Regions from separate parts of the Homo sapiens genome. Here region 2 is linked to region 1. The links are chromatin loops, found by intact Hi-C in ENCODE. Cell type or tissue: HepG2. All regions are shown on one strand. Links, peaks and the distances in the headings refer to the core of each region. The heading gives the core; the rest is flanking DNA.

Region 1 (8,291 bases), core at 1-8,000:
TTTCACTTTAAAAATATTAGCAATAGTGCTGCTTAATGTTTGGAGGAGGAAAATATCAAATTCAGTCTTATGACTCACGTTGTTTTGTTTTGTTTTGTTTTTGAGGCTGAGTCTCACTCTGTCGCCAGGGTGGAGTGCAGTGGCATGATCTCGGCTCACTGCAACCTCCATCTCCCAGGTTCAGGCGATTCTCCTGCCTCAGCCTCCTGAGTAACTGGGACTCCATGCGCGTGCCACCACATCCAGCTAATTTTTGTATTTTTAGTAGAGACAGGATTTTACCATGTTGGACAGGATGGTCTCGATCTCTTGACCTTGTGATCTACCCTCCTCAGCCTCCCAAAGTGCTGGGATTACAGGCATGAGCCACCGTGCCCAGCCAGTTCACACTGTTAATGTGTTTTATTAATTGTAAGATATATGGATAAGTGACTTAATATTAGTATCAAATAAAACAAGTCTGGTTCATAGTATTCTTGTTTATCTTAAAGATGTTGTACCTGGTAAAATCCCATTGTAAGTTGTACGTACATTAATTCTGTTTCAACCAATTCAAGATTAATTATACTACAATTTGGTAATATCTGTGAATAAAAGATTTGCTTAATTAAATATAACAACATTAGAAGGAAATAGCTACCTATTTAGGAAGACTAAAAGATTTTACTATCTATATCCTAATTCTTGATTTATGTACTTATTTATTAATAGAAGATCCATTCTGTGTCTGTACCTCAACTGTTCACTGCCTTTAACAGAAAGTAATAAATCCTACTTCTTTTAACATTATCTGAATTAAAATTTTTTATTAATATTCAGGATAGGTTATGTTTTGTTCAGACTAATATTCAAGTAAAATTGCCAACTCCAGGCCGAGTGTGGTGGCTCATGCCTGTAATCCCAGCACTTTGGGAGGCCGAGGCAGGTGGATCACTTGAGGTCAGGAGTTCGAGACCAGCTTAGCCAACATGGTAAAACCCCCTCTCTACTAAAAATACAAAAATTAGCTGGGCATGGCAGTACATGCCTGTAATCCCAGCTACTTGGGAGGCTGAGGCAGAGGAATCACTTGAACTGGGGAGATGAAGGTTGCAGTGAGCCAAGGTGGTGCCACTGCACTCCAGCCTGGGTGACACCAAGACTCCCTCTCAAAAATAAATAAAATAAAATTGCCAACTCTTTATGGAATGCAAAACTTGTTAGGTGTTCTTCAAGACCTCTTTAATTTACCAGCAACTGTTCAAAGCAAAATTATTTGTATAAGTAACATTCCTCCAGGAAATGATGTACTCGTAGAACATATTAAGGAGTTGACTTCTTATGAGTGTGAGACTCTGGAATGTAAAGCTTTTATCTTCAAATAAAATGTATTGAAAATTATTTTTTATCAGTAGTTCTCTGTAGTACTGTGATAACCACTGTGTAAATTAAATGGGTAGTTTCTCATGTTTCATACATTTAATTTTAAAATATAAATATTCCATGGATATTATTTTCCCTTCATAAAATGTCAAGAGGAATAATGGCATTATAGCTTCGTTAAGAGTAGAAGGAATCTTAAGTATCTTAGTTCTTTTTTTTCTATTAGAATTAGATTAAGTCTAAACTAATTGATAAATAGCTGTTTTGCTTTTGGAAAATAATGATAAAGTAGCTTTATGTTGTTTTAGAGTTGTAATTAAGAAAAACACCATTTTAAAAATTATGTTTTTGTTTAATAATAAAATATCACATGCTTTATGGGATAAGGAATAGAATTGCTTTCGTATTTGTTTACAATATTAATGCTGACAGATTTTTACAAAATGTGTTATGGTTGAATTGTTTTTTTTTTTTTTTTTACTATTAAAGATTCATGATGAGATTTCAGTGTCAAGCATGGATGCTTCTAGACAACTAATGTTGAATGAAGAACAGTTGGAAGATATGAGACAGGAACTTGTACGACAATACCAAGAACATCAACAGGCAACGGAATTGTTAAGGCAAGCACATATGCGGCAAATGGAGAGACAGCGAGAAGACCAGGAACAGCTACAAGAAGAGATTAAGAGACTTAATAGACAATTAGCCCAGGTAAGGGTCTTGTAGTCCCCTTTCTCTCCCCAGTTATTTTTTTTTCCAAACACCAACTTGAACCAGATCCCCAATTAAAACAACAGTATTTTTTATGTAGCCATAATTTTTTTTTTTTTTTGCCGAAATCTGAATAAACTACATATATTTAGCATCAGGAACACACTCTATACTAAGACAGCAGCTTTAGATCTTGTTAGGGACACCTATCTCAACCTTGGAGTGGGCATTGTCTTTCTGTCATTTTATTTAACTCCTTTTTCAAGCACTGGAAAAGTGGCTACACGGTTTTGTTTTTTTCTTTTAAATCATTCCATTAGCCATATATAGCAAACTCACTTTGACATTTTGGAAATAACATTGTGCTGAGGTGCTCCATTATGCAGTTACTATCATTCAGTTTTACTATCTTCATTTATAGTTTTGTGAGTCCACCAATTAGCATCTCGAAGGTTTACCTTTATCTGTCTTTAATCCATCTTTTTAATCATGAATGGAAATCGGAAGTAGTATGCTTCTGAAACTCTTTCCAGGGAAACATCTCTTCTTGATTTGAGAAATGCAAATTTATTTAACATTCTTATCCCTTTCTTGACTAAATTTAAATACTTCTTGGTATTTGGGAGCTGGATTCTTGTCAACTGCTGTATAAAATATACTCACAAAACCATTGCAGAAAAGCAAGAAATATTTATGTAGAAGTTCTTATGAAAACTTATTGAATTTAATTTTGAAAACTGAAGCTAAGAGAGATAATAAATATCTAGAGATAACTATTAACAGTATTCTTTCAAACATAAAATAATAAGATAATTGGGAGCTGAGCATAAAACATTATTTGGAAAAATTAACTTTGCTTTTCTTCATTGCATTTTGTGAATTCAAACTTCTTAATTTTCAATGCAAAATTGACAAAAATTAATTGAACTGCACAAATTCCTGAATATATAGACTTAATTGGCTTTTAAAAAATATTTTAAATTTTGCATTGATCTTTGTATATACTTTTAACCCCTTACGATGGAATATGAATCATAAGTAGAACCAGGGCCTGTTGGTCCCGGGGGTTAAAAGAAATCTGCTTAATATTTCTACCCTTTTTCTCTATCACAAACAGTATTCTTTCATGACCTTTTTTCTTATTTAGAGATCCTCCATAGATAATGAAAACCTGGTTTCAGAGAGAGAGAGGGTGCTTTTAGAGGAGCTGGAAGCACTAAAGCAGCTGTCTTTAGCTGGAAGAGAGAAGCTGTGTTGTGAGCTGCGCAACAGCAGTACGCAAACACAGGTAGTATGGACTTTGCCCCACCTAGGAGCAATGGATCACCAATTCAGTAGGATTTGTTTGTCTTTGTTGTTGGTATGAGATGTATTCTTTTATAGGTACTGAGCTTAACATATTTGTGACTGCATGTGTGTAAGGTAGGTGGAGTCAAAATGCCTTACATTTCATTTAAGGTAATTTGAATCTGACATTCTGTTAACAGCAAGTATTGTTTCACCAAAGAGAACCTAACAAACTTTATTGTTGCACTACAGCATGGATAATTTGAACCCATTAAAATTTTTTATTTGTGTACGAGAATGTTTTATCCTCTTTTGATAACACTAATCTCGAGTGTAGTTAAATATTATACCAACCAGTATCAATTTTGTGCACAGAGGTTTCTATTTTATCTCATACCAATATAGAAGAATGACATGCTGTTTCCAAGTTGACAGGTTTTCTTTCTGTCTTCTCCTCTCTTCCTTTACACAAACTTAAACAGAATGGAAATGAAAACCAAGGAGAAGTTGAAGAACAAACATTTAAAGAAAAGGAATTAGACAGAAAACCTGAAGATGTGCCTCCTGAGATTTTGTCTAATGAAAGGTATACAAAATGTGTACTTTTTCAGTGCAAAGTAAATTAAAATGGTTGTTTCAATGTAATAGACTTTGTCCTTATTTTTATCTTGTACATTGATACTTTGTCTTAAAAATCATCATACCATCTGTGTATGAAACATGTCCATGTATGTGTAGTATGTAAAGGATTTTCAGTTTTTCATCATTAAATAGATAACATTTTAAAAAAATCTTTTCTATATAAATTTTGATTGGATATTAATCACATACTTAACTGTTAATCACCTGATGTTAGCAAAACTTTTCCTTACTTTGATTTTGTAGAGGTTAATATAAAAATGTGAAATATTAAGTGAGAATAGTTATCCTACATTAGTATTAAAGACTTTAAGCACAATATTTTAAACTTTGTTTTGTTCAAATGAAAATAATTTCTTTAATTTTAAATTAAAACTAATATTTACTTCTTAATTTCCTCCTTTTCCAATTTCTGTGACTGTCAACCCTCTTGTGTCCTCCTAACCTCCTTCCTCAGCTTGCATGGAGGAATTTGGCCCCTAAGATTTTGGCTTCCCCATTGGATCATCAGTATGGAACGCAGTCAGTATGGAACTCAAACAAGAAAGACAGTGTATGAAAATTAGAGTTACCACGGCAATATAAAATAAACACTTTGTTTATTTTATATTATTTATCTCTAATTGGTAAATTTTGAAAACTATGCAGTATTTAATTTCTAGGAATTTTTATAGTAAGTGCCAATAAAATGAGTATTTTTTTTTAACCACCATATTAATTTTAATCATTTCTCTTAAGTAGAAATATTTTCACATTATTCTAGTTCTGGGGTTTGGGGCTTAAACAAAACCTCAGAACAAGTTAAGGAAATAAAACCCTTGGCTTCCTACTAAATTAGTTTAGTTTTATTTTTAGTATTCTTGATTATATAAGCAGAGAACTTGATCTAGGTGCAAAAATAGAACCGTCTCTTTCACTTGACAAATACTAACGGAAAACTTCTCCATTTATTATCTTGTCTTAAAATAGATATGTCATGTGCCTGTGAAACAGGTATCCTTTAGCCTGATTTTTGGCAAGCTCCTACAGTGTGAAGCTAAAAGATAAAACTGTCTTAAGGCAGAAGACCTTTACCATGAAAATCTTTTATTTTGTCTGCATGTATAAAGTGTGCCTTTGTTGAACTGAGTTGCTAGGACAAGAGAGTTGTTTAGTTTTTAAGAAAATTAATCAGGCAGTCTTCTGAATCACCATTTATGGAAGTAGCTTTCTTTGCATGGTAGAATGTTCATGTTAAGCAAAAAAGAGAGTGTACAAAAACACTTTGTTCGGGATGATCTCATTTTTGTTTTTAAAATACGTATATATTTATAAGAGAGGCAGGAGGAAAAGTCTAGAAATACAGGCATTAAAATTGTAATAGTGATTGCTGAGGTTTTTTGGTGAGTGGTTAGCAGTATTTTCCAAATTTTTTAAAATAAGGATTACTTTTTAAAAAGAGAGACACACCAAATTCATTCTAGTTGAAAACAGGTTTCTTCTGCCGACTTAAATGAGTGTGGTGAGTGTAACTTGAGAAATTTCTGTCCCTGGAGCAGATGTAATAAAAACGGCCTATGATACTCTCTGTGGTGTTGACAGATAGTGAAATTTCATTACAGACCTTTTTAAAAACACATCGCTGCCTAACTATTACTTTTTGTAATTTAAACATTCAGCTCATTACCATTAACTTGTACAAATACTACCACATAATTTTTTCTGGTGTGATTTTAAAATTATGTTTCAAAATATGTTTTTATGTTTAACATATAGAAAGATTTAAATGTGCAAAATACATATGTATAACCATGGGCAGCAAGCTCAATAACTTGCATATGCTTTGGCACTACCATACTTTTTAAAACTTAAATTTTGTCTCCCAAGATTTTCTCTTAACCTAGTTACTGGCTTAAGACTTTAGTTATTTTTTTCAAGTCAATTAAATACCGTACATTTTAAAAAATGGTATGATTAAGCTAATTGGCCAAAATTTTTCAGACAAAAACAAATCATTTTATAATATAGTTACAAATAAAAAACAAGAAGCACTTTATTGTAGATGCTATTGGGTATTTTAATAAAAAGGATCATCTGTTATTTTTCAAATCAAATATTTTGCAGTGTACTTTTTAGTGGACATAAGCAAAGTGTTTGCTTCAAAAATATTAAACATTTTAATCAGTGCTTCTTTATCTATACAGGTATGCACTCCAGAAAGCTAATAATAGACTTTTGAAGATCCTCTTAGAAGTTGTAAAGACAACAGCAGCTGTTGAAGAAACAATTGGTCGCCATGTCCTTGGGATTCTAGATAGATCTAGTAAAAGCCAGTCATCTGCCAGCCTAATTTGGAGGTCAGAAGCAGAGGCATCTGTAAAGTCATGTGTCCATGAGGAACATACAAGAGGTACTAGTTTTCTGTGTTGTGGAAACAATCATTTCAACAAATCTGCTGAGTTCAAGGCATTTTGCCATGTGTTGAAAATATAGAAGAGAAAATAAGTATTTTCCAGCAAATGGACCTTCAAACAGAAATACATTAGAGCAACTCTTTTCAAACACCATTATTGTATAGCATTTGCAAGTGGGTATCATAGAGTTGTCATTATATTTACCCAGGGTTGCCACAGTGCCTACATAAACCAGAATGCTGTTACATTTCTCCACCGATAAAAGAAAATTTATATATCAGCACTTAGTACTCTTACCAGTATCTGTGAGGTATGGATGACATCCTGAAACCATCCTATAGATTAAGGAAAGATTAGAAATAAAGACTTTTTAGGAACCCAGCACCAGCTTCATGTACCTGTTGAAATGGTTAGAAGAAAGTCTTGATAAGAAACCCAAGATTTGGTGTTACCTTTGGACTGTCCTTTGCTAGATTCTTTCTTCCTTTTGAAAAAGTGAGTTGAAATATTACACAATGTGTATGGATCCAGAGATTAGGTCCTGATATGCCAGAGCTGTCTTCGTAACTCTGTCTTCCTTCAGCTGTGTGGATTCAGCTCTTCTTTCCGTTTCTTTTTTTTTTTTTTTTTTTTTGAGACAGAGTCTTGCTCTGTCGCCCAGGCTGGAGTGCAGTGGCGCAGTCTGGGCTCACTGCAACCTCTGTCTCCCGGGTTCAAGCAATTCTCCTGCCTCAGCCTCTCAACTAGCTGGGACTACAGGTGCATGCCACCATGCCCAGCTAATTTTTGTATTTTTAGTAGAGACAGGATTTTACCCTGTTAGCCAGGCTGGTCTTGAATTCCTGACCTCAGGTGATCTCCCTGGTTTGGCCTCCCAAAGTGCTAGGATTACAGGCGTGAGCCACCATGCCCGGCCTCTTCTTTCTATTTCTTCCCATCACATTGCTGAACTCCATTGTCTCTTGTTTTTTCAATTTCTTTTTCCTTGTAGGAGAGGGAAATGAGGAAATCAAAAGAGGGGAAAAGTTTTGTGAGATGGAGAAACATAGGATGTGGACTCCTGGCTCACAAGATCAAGCCCACAGTTCACTACCATTCCACACTCAAGCACTTCTCCCATAGAGGCAGACCTAAAATGCCAGTTTTTGTAATTTTTGAGAGAATTCTGTTTGTTAAATTTCATGTGGAGAAATGAAAAGAAATTATCCCATTTATGGAAGGTTTGCCTAATTATAAGTTGGCCAGTAGTGTGTTTCTAGGTACAGAGAAAAGCTTGATTTGGAATTGCAAATAAAACTGATTTTTAAACACCTTAGCTGAGTTCAAAGATAGTTTTAAAAATTGTTTTTAGTAAATTAAGAGCTGAAATAATACTGAATTTTAAACCTTGCTTTCAAATTCACTCTTTTCAAACTTGGTGGAAGGATTTTTCAAATTAACTTCACTCTTGGTTAAGCTCTCAGTCACGGCTATTTTATTTCTGCATATGGATCTTTATAGAGAAGAATTAGGTAACATTTTCTTGGTCTGATAAAAGTGTTTATCAAATTATGCTTTTTAAAAAACAATTATTTCACAAGCTTGTTTCACTTAACCATTTAGGGAGGGATTTTGCTGTTCTGCTGGTAAGACCTAGACCAGGTTGACTGCCATATTCAGAAGAGACTCTGAGAATGTTCTGTGCATTACAGATGTATTTTGTGCTTTTGTTGTTGTTGTTAGCAGTTCTCTTAGATACTTCTCAACATGGCTGCCAAAGTATTCAGCAGACAACATACCTTGAAAGACAGTGAACTTACTTCCAGAGCACTGTCTCCATAAAAGGGAATAAATGGATAATTTAACTCAAGCACAGAGGATTATATTTATGTTCATTTTCCATGAGAAAGCAGACCT
Region 2 (8,342 bases), core at 227-8,226, 380 kb after region 1:
TATATATATATATATATATATGGTTATGAGTTATATGGTTAAATAAAATATACTATCTAAAGAATGTCACCTGTCCCTTTTGACTTTTTACTGTAGTTACTAGAAAATTTAAGATTATACATATGACTTGCATTTGTGGCTCACATTATACTTCTCTTGGACAACCCAGGTCTGGAGAGCAGTAAATCTGGCTTAGGACAATGAAACCCTAAGGCTTGCTCCTTGTTGGCAGAAAGAAGATGTGACATCATTAAGGAAGGATAACTGGGGTGAGGTAAATTCAGGTGGGGAGCCCTGTCAGCTCTGACCAAGCCCAAGAGAGAGCAGGTTCCAAGTCACACCTGTGGTGGGTTGTCAGCTTCAGAGGCCCACAGAGCAGGCAGTCACTCTGGGGTCCAGGTGACAGTCATTCAGGAACAATGGTGGACGGTAGCATCCCCACCCCATCCTCGCCCTGTCCCCTTCTTGGCCAGTGCCAAGAGCCCACACAAACCACAGTCACATCCCATATTCCCAGACCCCACTTTAGAGAGAAAGGCAGGGAGACAGGGAGGCTGAGCAGCTGAGTGTTTTGTATCCACATGACACTATCACCCAGCCCAAAGGAACTGCTTCAACTGTGAGGTCCAATTACAGTTAAACCAAATGGACATTTAGTTAATTTTCTCCCTGCTAAGTGGACAGTTGGGGTTCATGAAAAAACTCAAGACTCATTGTGTTCCTACATTTCCTCTACACTGCTTGGGTTGTGGTTGGACTGAATTTTGCCATCTCCAATACATAATAAGGGAGAAGAATGTGGTTGACCATGGGTTCAGCTGCCTTTCAAAGTCATCAATGTGAATACCATCTTTAAAATATTTTCTGGCCGGGCATAGTGGCTCATGCCTGTAATCCTAGCAGTTTTGGAGGTGAGGAGGGAGAATCACTTGAGCCTAGGAATTCAAGACCAGCCTGGGCAACATAAGGAGAACCCTACTCTACAAAATATTTAAAAATTAGCCAGGTGTGGTGGCAAATGCTTGTAGTCCCAGCTACTTGGGAGGCTGAGATGGGAGGATCACTTGAGCCCTGGAAGCAGAGGCTGCAATGAGCCATGTCTGCACCACTGCACTCCAGCCTGGGTGACAGGGCAAGAGCCTGTCTCAAAAATAAATAAATAAACAAACAATAAAATAAAATGCTTTGCAATGCAATATTCACTCCCCTGAACCCAGGTCATAGGTTACCTGTGACTTAAAATACTAATGGGCTTTTTAAAAAGTATTCTGGCAGTTTAGAGGATTTTTTTTTTTGAGACATAGTCTCATTCTGTCACCAGGCTGGAGTGCAGTGGCACGATCTCGGTTCACTGCAACCTCCGCCTCCGGGGTTCAAGCGATTCTCCTGCCTCAGCCTCCTGAGTAGATGGGACTACAGGCGCACGCCACCACACCCAGCTGATTTTTGTATTTTTAGTAGAGACGGGGTTTTACCATGTTGGCCAGGATGGTCTCGATCTCTTGACCTTGTGATCCGCCCGCCTTGGCTTCCCGAAAGTGCTGGGATTACAGGCATGAGCCACCACACCTGGCCAGCTTAGAGGATTTTAAATGGCTTAAGGAGTCTGTGCATTCAACAGTGGTCCACCTTACTCATTGCAAGGAAGCCTATCTATTTACAAATAGGCTGGTTTCTACAAATGGCCAGCTTTAAGATGGCAAATACTGATCTCATCATGAATTAAAGTTGAATCTCTAACTTTTGATACAGTTTAACTAAATATCTAGTAGATCCTTCTGTCTCTCTGACACTTCTTTTTCCACTAGGAAAATGCTAAAATTCTGCATGTGTGTAAGATCTTCCTTATGATGTGTGCCAAACAGCTTGGGAAATGCACTCCCTTCTGTGTAAGTTATTTACCTAACTAAGGCCAGCCCATGCTTTACAAAAGGAAATTGACCAGGACTGAAAGGAGGGGCCGCAGGAAATGCTGCATCAGATCTCAAGAACACCCTATGGTTGGACAGAGGCTGAGCCATCTCACAATTCAACTGAAATAATCTCAAATTATGAGATGTTCTCTGGGACATCTTGGCATTTTGGAGCCTGGTAAACTGTACAACTTTTAAATTTTTAAATTCCCTGTATCAGTCAGGGCCCCAGCAAGGAACAGATGACACACTCAAATAGGATGATTTGAGGAGGGTTTGTTTGTAAAGGAACTCTCCACAGAAGTGTCTGCAGGCAACCAGAACGGGTAGTGAAGTAAGCTAGTCTGGCAGCCAGCCAAAGAGCTGTTACCAGCCCCAGGCCCAAAGAGGAAAGGAGAGGGGGCAGTTACAGGAGTCCAGAAGGTTGTGTTGAGTTGGCCACCTTGTGACAGGCAGTGAATCTTGCTAAGGCACACCGCTAGCCCAAGAGGAACTTGTCATTGGGAGGAAGCCATAGGAATCAGTACCTCTCTCTTCCTGCCTCCTGTCTCCAGCTGGAACTCCCCATTGGCCAAAGCCCATGGAAAGCCCTAAGGCAAGAGGGCCCTGGAGGTGAGACCTCCAGGACTGAGAGAGCAGGGGAAGGCATAGGAAAATGGGTTGGGGACAAAGGGACATACCTGGCACACTCCCTTCAATAATACCTACTTTTGTTTGTAGAGCAAACAAAGTGAGTGCTAGCATCACCAGAGTGGTTGCAGCTGTTGCCCATGACACTTCCTCGGCCTTGTAGAAACTAAAACCAGAGACTGTGATTATTGTTCACATACATTCCGAGAAAAGCACACACAAATCAAAGGAAATGTGTATCAAAGACTCACACTGATACGGCTCCTAGCTGCAGACCTTGAAGAGCTGTCTAAAAACAAAATTCACAATAAATCAGAAGCCTGCTTCCCGAGGCATGGGGGCGAGGCCCGGAATCCAGAAGAGGTGATTTGAGGGGTGTGCTTCTGAGCAGGGTCTAGGGAGCAAGGCGGAATATGCACAGCCTGGTACACACAGCCACAGGGCAACTATGGGGAATGAATAGAATTCAGTATTTCTGTAACATCCTCCCTATGATGGACAAGAGAAAATTATTTATTAGTAAACATTTCTTTGAACACAATAGTAACTTTAACATACTCAGTGAATTGAACATGTATTAATTATGAATGTAGAAACCAAGGTAAAAAGGTTCATTTGTAGACCATATTGTCATTCATCAAAGGGGGCCATCCACACTGTATCAATGTTTCATCAGGACAGGATATGCGGTATCTAAGCTTCATAACATTCTGGGTACAGATGCTTTCCAAGGCACCTGAGGGACAGCCTTCCAACCTCAGACATGGGATGAGAAACAAGGTCTTCCCAGTGCCGGAGATGGGGCTGGAGGGCAGATACTGGCAGAGCAGAGTGTGGAGCTGCGTCTGCAGGTGCAGTCCTGGGCTTAGGAGGACTGTCATCACCCAAATAGAGCCAGGGGTGCGGGGAAAGGTGGGATAGGGGCAGGGGCTGAGAGCCAGCAGGCAGTCAGGCTGGAGGATGAGACCAAGAAAGGCACTGAGGTTGTGCCCAGGCCCACAGTCAGGCCCACCAAGGCATGAGGACAACAGAGCAGTGGCCGCAGGGCTGAAGGCATGCCCAGCTCCAAGGCTGCTCTGCCAGAGGCAAATCCAGAGACTGGGCTGACCCACTGGTCCACGGGCAGAGCCAGGAAAGACTCCTCCAGTCTCCAGGGGTAAAAATGAAGGCCCATCCTAGTACGAGGCCTGCGAGAGAAGGCTTTGAACTCCCGCTGGCCAAGGATGGCCAGGAGCAGAGGCTGGGAAAGAAGTGGAGTCTCCAAAGTCCTGGGTTGCCCCTCTGGCATCTCCAAACCCAGTGGGTAATTGCCTGATTCTCTACTTTGTACAACTTAATTAAGTTGGCTTTCTCTATTTCCATTATAGGGAAAACAGTGTATCTAGTCTCCATACAAATGATATTTAATAATGTGCTTGCTTCCAGCCTTCCTCTCCAGATGACTTTCTTCCTCTTATACTGGATCGGTTGCTTCCTATTTCTCCAGCTCCAGCAGCACATGAAGGAGGTGTACATGTGTGTGGTGTGGATGGTGTATATGTGAGTTTGAGTGAGGTGTGTGTGGTGTGTGTGCCTGTGTGTCTGTGTAATATGTGTAAGTGTGTGAGTGTGCATGTGTATGTGGTGTATGTGGTATGAGTAGTGTGTGTAAATGTGTGGTGTGTGTATGACTGTGTGTGTATGTGCTATGAGTGGTGTGTGTAAATGTGTGGTGTGTGTGTGACTGTGTGTGTGTATGTGGCGTAAGGGGTGTGTGTGGTGCGAATGGCATGAGGGGGTGTGGAGTGTGTGTGACTGTGTGTTGTGTGTGTAAATGTGTGACTGTATGTGTAATTGGGAGCGACTGGGAGGAGACAGGGAGAGAGAAGAGGAAATGGTTTCAAGCTAGAAAATGGCTTTCGGTTTTTGAAAGAGTGGAAGAGAGAATAGGAAGAGGCCGTGGAAGTCACAACTGTCTGAAGACTTCAAGAGCTCAGAACATGGGCTCAAGAGGCCAAAATTCTATGGGACAAAAGCTGTTGTCAGTGAAATGTGTTTTCCTTTTTTCCCTCAACTCCTTTTCTGAAATGGGCTTTTTCCCATATATCTTTTAACCCTTGGGCATGAGGTTAAGTCTGGAAAACATAACTAATGCTTTGCCCCTGTATAATATCTCTTCTTTTAAGCCGTTACTTGCTTTGAGATAAACAGCAAAACCTCAGAGATGAGAGCTTCCTTGGAGACCAATAACTTTTATCTCTTGTAATAAACGTTAAGGCCATTTAAAATTTTTAAGTAAAAAACTCAAACATTTCTGGGAAACCAGCACGCCCTCCTGTCGCCCTTCCCCCACCGTCTCGGCTCCCAGATTCCCGCCTCTGTCTGGCTTCCAGCCCCGCCCCGTTCTGAGTGTGATCTGTGCTGTCAGTGCAGGAACTGGGACACCCCACTGCTGGCCCGGGCAGTGAACAGGGTACCCACACCAGCTAAGGAAGCCTCCTCCATGCTTTGGCAGGTGAGGCAATGTCCAAACGTGGACAGCAGGCAGCCCGTCTTCTCCAGCCTCAGGAGCTAGCTATTCCTCCCAGCATGTAAATCCCCAGGGTCGCTACACCGTACTGGTGCTGAGTCTCACCGACGGTCACGTGTTCTTGCTCACTTTGACCACCAGGGGGCGCAGAACCAAACCTAGGCTCCAGACGCGTGCATAGGACTTGATGCATTTTGTACACTAATCTAACCATTATCTTTATTTTCTAGCCCATTTTTCCTTTCATCAGATTTCTCCATTAATTGATCTTATCTTCGTATATTATGGATATTTTTATAAGCCACCTCAAGTCTTATTTGGAATCAGATGGGGAATAAATCAATTGGTAAATAAATCTTCCCGTGAAAGAATGATCAACACTGCTTGGGAAGAAATGCCAACCTTCCCCAAAAAAGAATCGTTTGCTGGCCGGGCGCGGTTGCTCACATCTGTAATCCCAGCACTTTGGGAGGCCGAGGCAGGCGGATCACCTGAGGTCAGGATTTCTTAGACCAGCCTGGCCAACATGGTGAAACCCCATCTCTACTAAAAATACAAAAATTAGCCGGGCGTGGTGGTATGCACCTATAATCCCAGGTACTCGGGAGGCTGAGGCAGGAGAATCGCTTGAACCTGGGAGGCGGAGGTTGCAGTGAGCCGAGATCGTGCCATTGCACTCCAGCCTGGGCGACAAGAGCGAGAGACTTCGTCTCCAAAAAAAAAAAGAAAGAATTGTTTGCTGACAATCTCCTGAATCATACTGAGACGGTTCTGGGTTTTCATAAGAGGACCCAAACACTCTCGGAGTTACTATCTGTGAGCTTCAGAGAGACCACACCTCCGGGAGGCAAGAGGTTTGGCTTGACCCGCCTGACTCCTGGAGGATGCCGGGTCCCTGGGGAGGAGCCCTGCGACCTTTGGGGAGCTAAGCCCTGAGTTGGAATGCAGGGAAACTGGTGGAAATTCGAGTTCTATTCAGGTTTAGAAAAATCTAGGAGCTTCAGGTACCTGCTGAGAGCTGGCACGATCCTGGGGTTTCTGTGGGCAGCACAGAAAGGAATTGGCTGCAAGAAAGGGAGCCACCCTGGGTTCTGTGGTCTAGGGTGGCACCAACGACAGAAAATGGGCAGATGTGGCGAAGCCTTGTGAGTGGAAGCCACCACAATGAGGCGCTGGGGAACCCGGAACGCGGGACCAGGAACCAAGCCGCAGTTAAATCAGGAGAGCCCTCTCAGCCCCTGACTCTGCGGTGCTGGGAAAGCCCTCATGAGCTGAGATGCATCTCAAGCTGTGGAAATGAGGGAGAACCTCGCTCAGAGATGGGTTCTGCTTCCAGTGGGACTTCAAGAAGAAATAAAATACATTTTACAAGAATAAAGAAATATAAACTTCTTGCACACGACTTTGTGAACTAGACGTGGAATCCACTCTCCATAACGAAATGTGTTTGCACCTGAGAGGGGTCCCAGCAACAGTCAGGTTAACTGTTCCTGAAGTGCAGCCCAGACTCGGGAGTGCGCTCCCCAAGGTGCCCTCATCAGAGGCAAGTGTGCCAGCAGGAAGTCGCCCAGATGCCCAGATCCCCTAATCTGCTCAAAGGGTGTGATACCATCTCATAAGTTTACTACTTCATTACAAACAAAATTCCGCCAAGAGAATGTTTCACAAGTAATTTCTATCTGTATTGTTCCACAGGAAGAGTTTCCACAATAAAATGAATGAATTTAATAACGCGACAAAAATATATTTCAGAGGTGAACTAGAACAGGTGCTGTCAAGGTTTACTTACAAAGAATCCCAGGAGAATGTAATCTGCAGGCACCTGACGGGGGAGATTCCCACAGCAATCAAGTATAATAAGTATGGCAAAAAATGCTGAGCTGGAGGATAATTTAAAACCACGTGTTATTTGCTTTCACAGACTATATCATAGCGTATATTATACAGAGATAAATAGATGTAGATATAGATCATAGTAATACTTACCATGATCTTACTTATCTCATAGTATTATAAACAAAAATGTTAATTATTATTTTTGCCTTTTCTTAGTTTTGTTTTTTTTTTTTTTTTTGAGACAAAGTCTCGCTCTTGTCGCCCAGACTGGAGTGCAATGGCGCGATCTCGTCTCACTGCAACCTCCACCTCCCGGGTTCAAGCGAGTCTCCTGCCTCAGCCTCCCGAGTAGCTGGGATTACAGGTGCCTGCCACCACGCCCGGCTAATTTTTGTATTTTTAGTAGAGATGGGGTTTCACCATGTTGGCCAGGCTGGTCTACGAACTCCAGACCTCAGGTGATCTGCCCTCCTCGGCCTCCCAAAGTGCTGGGATTACAGGCGTGAGCCACTGCGCCCGGCCTTCTTAGCTTTTAAAATTAACTTTTCTCATTTCCATCCACAGATAGCTTATGGGGCATTAAAATATTTTTATTTTAAAATAATTATAGATTCACAGGAAGTTGCAGAGAGATAAAGAGGTCCCGTGAAATCTTCACTTAGTTTCCCCCAGTGATTACATCTCATGTATTTATAGTACAGTACCAAAACCAGTAATTTGACATTGATACAGTGTATATATCATCTATGTCATCAAATTATGACACAAATCTATGTGCAGATGCCTGTAACCTCCATCACAATCAAGATTCAGAACTGTCTATCCTTCAAGAAAACATGCACAAAGACCTCTCTTATACTGCCCCAGCCCTGTATAGTGTGAAAGTCACCAGTGCCAAGATGGAGTCACTTAGGTCACACCCAGAATGGAGCCAGAGGTCATGAAGGAGGGGATCTCATATATCTGAGATAAGAACTAGCCCAAAGACCTTTTAAAAACACGCAAGAAATTTCTATATGCCCCACATGTCCCTACGTGTCCTGCCCACATGTCTATAATAGGGTATATCACAAAAAATTCCTCAAGATCGCAGCATTCCAGCCAAGCTGCTCTCACAAAAACACTTGCCTGGCAATGGCTGTCTCCACCAATGACTTAGCACCAGCTCCCGTGACAAGCCCCTTTGACCAATGATCTTTGTTTCAAAATAATTTACATAGACTTCTCTTTGCCTTTTAAAGGCTTCCTCTTATCCCAACCTCTCCATCATCCATCATGGCCCGTGTATCCCACCTGGCAATGCCCCTGCCACTTCCGAATACACTCTGCAGGAAGCCTCTCTCTCTATCGTTAATTTAGGTTGACAATAGTAACACCCACACCCACACACTCAACCCTAACTCCTGACAGCCATTGATTTGTTTATTTTTCATCCCTATAATTGTATCATTTCA

Evidence for each region. Hi-C counts contacts between places; a loop is a spot of excess contacts. Peaks named below come from ENCODE experiments on the same cell type or tissue, not always from the same donor. Only the 100,000 strongest peaks of a DNase experiment are listed, where the experiment ranks them.
Region 2: a loop joins it to region 1, with 9 times the contacts of the local background. A loop is called at or near these places in 2 of 110 quality-filtered maps.

What each region holds. Positions count from the first base shown.
Region 1 is chr7:92,038,823-92,047,113 of GRCh38, forward strand. AKAP9 (A-kinase anchoring protein 9) reads left to right here. Exons shown (of 50, transcript NM_005751.5): 18 at 1,852-2,076; 19 at 3,224-3,364; 20 at 3,846-3,949; 21 at 6,186-6,391. Among named protein-coding and RNA genes, the nearest start is that of CYP51A1, 92 kb to the right of the region's middle. RefSeq lists an enhancer at 3,213-3,507 and a silencer at 3,213-3,507. In HepG2, for the core only: no CTCF peak of the experiment used is centred there; a DNase peak (open chromatin) is centred at 3,389.
Region 2 is chr7:92,419,575-92,427,916 of GRCh38, forward strand. It overlaps the pseudogene TMBIM7P. Among named protein-coding and RNA genes, the nearest start is that of GATAD1, 24 kb to the right of the region's middle. RefSeq lists an enhancer at 3,395-3,895 and a silencer at 5,153-5,272. In HepG2, for the core only: a CTCF peak has its summit at 5,182 (motif pointing right); a DNase peak (open chromatin) is centred at 5,157; H3K4me3 peaks cover 635 bases.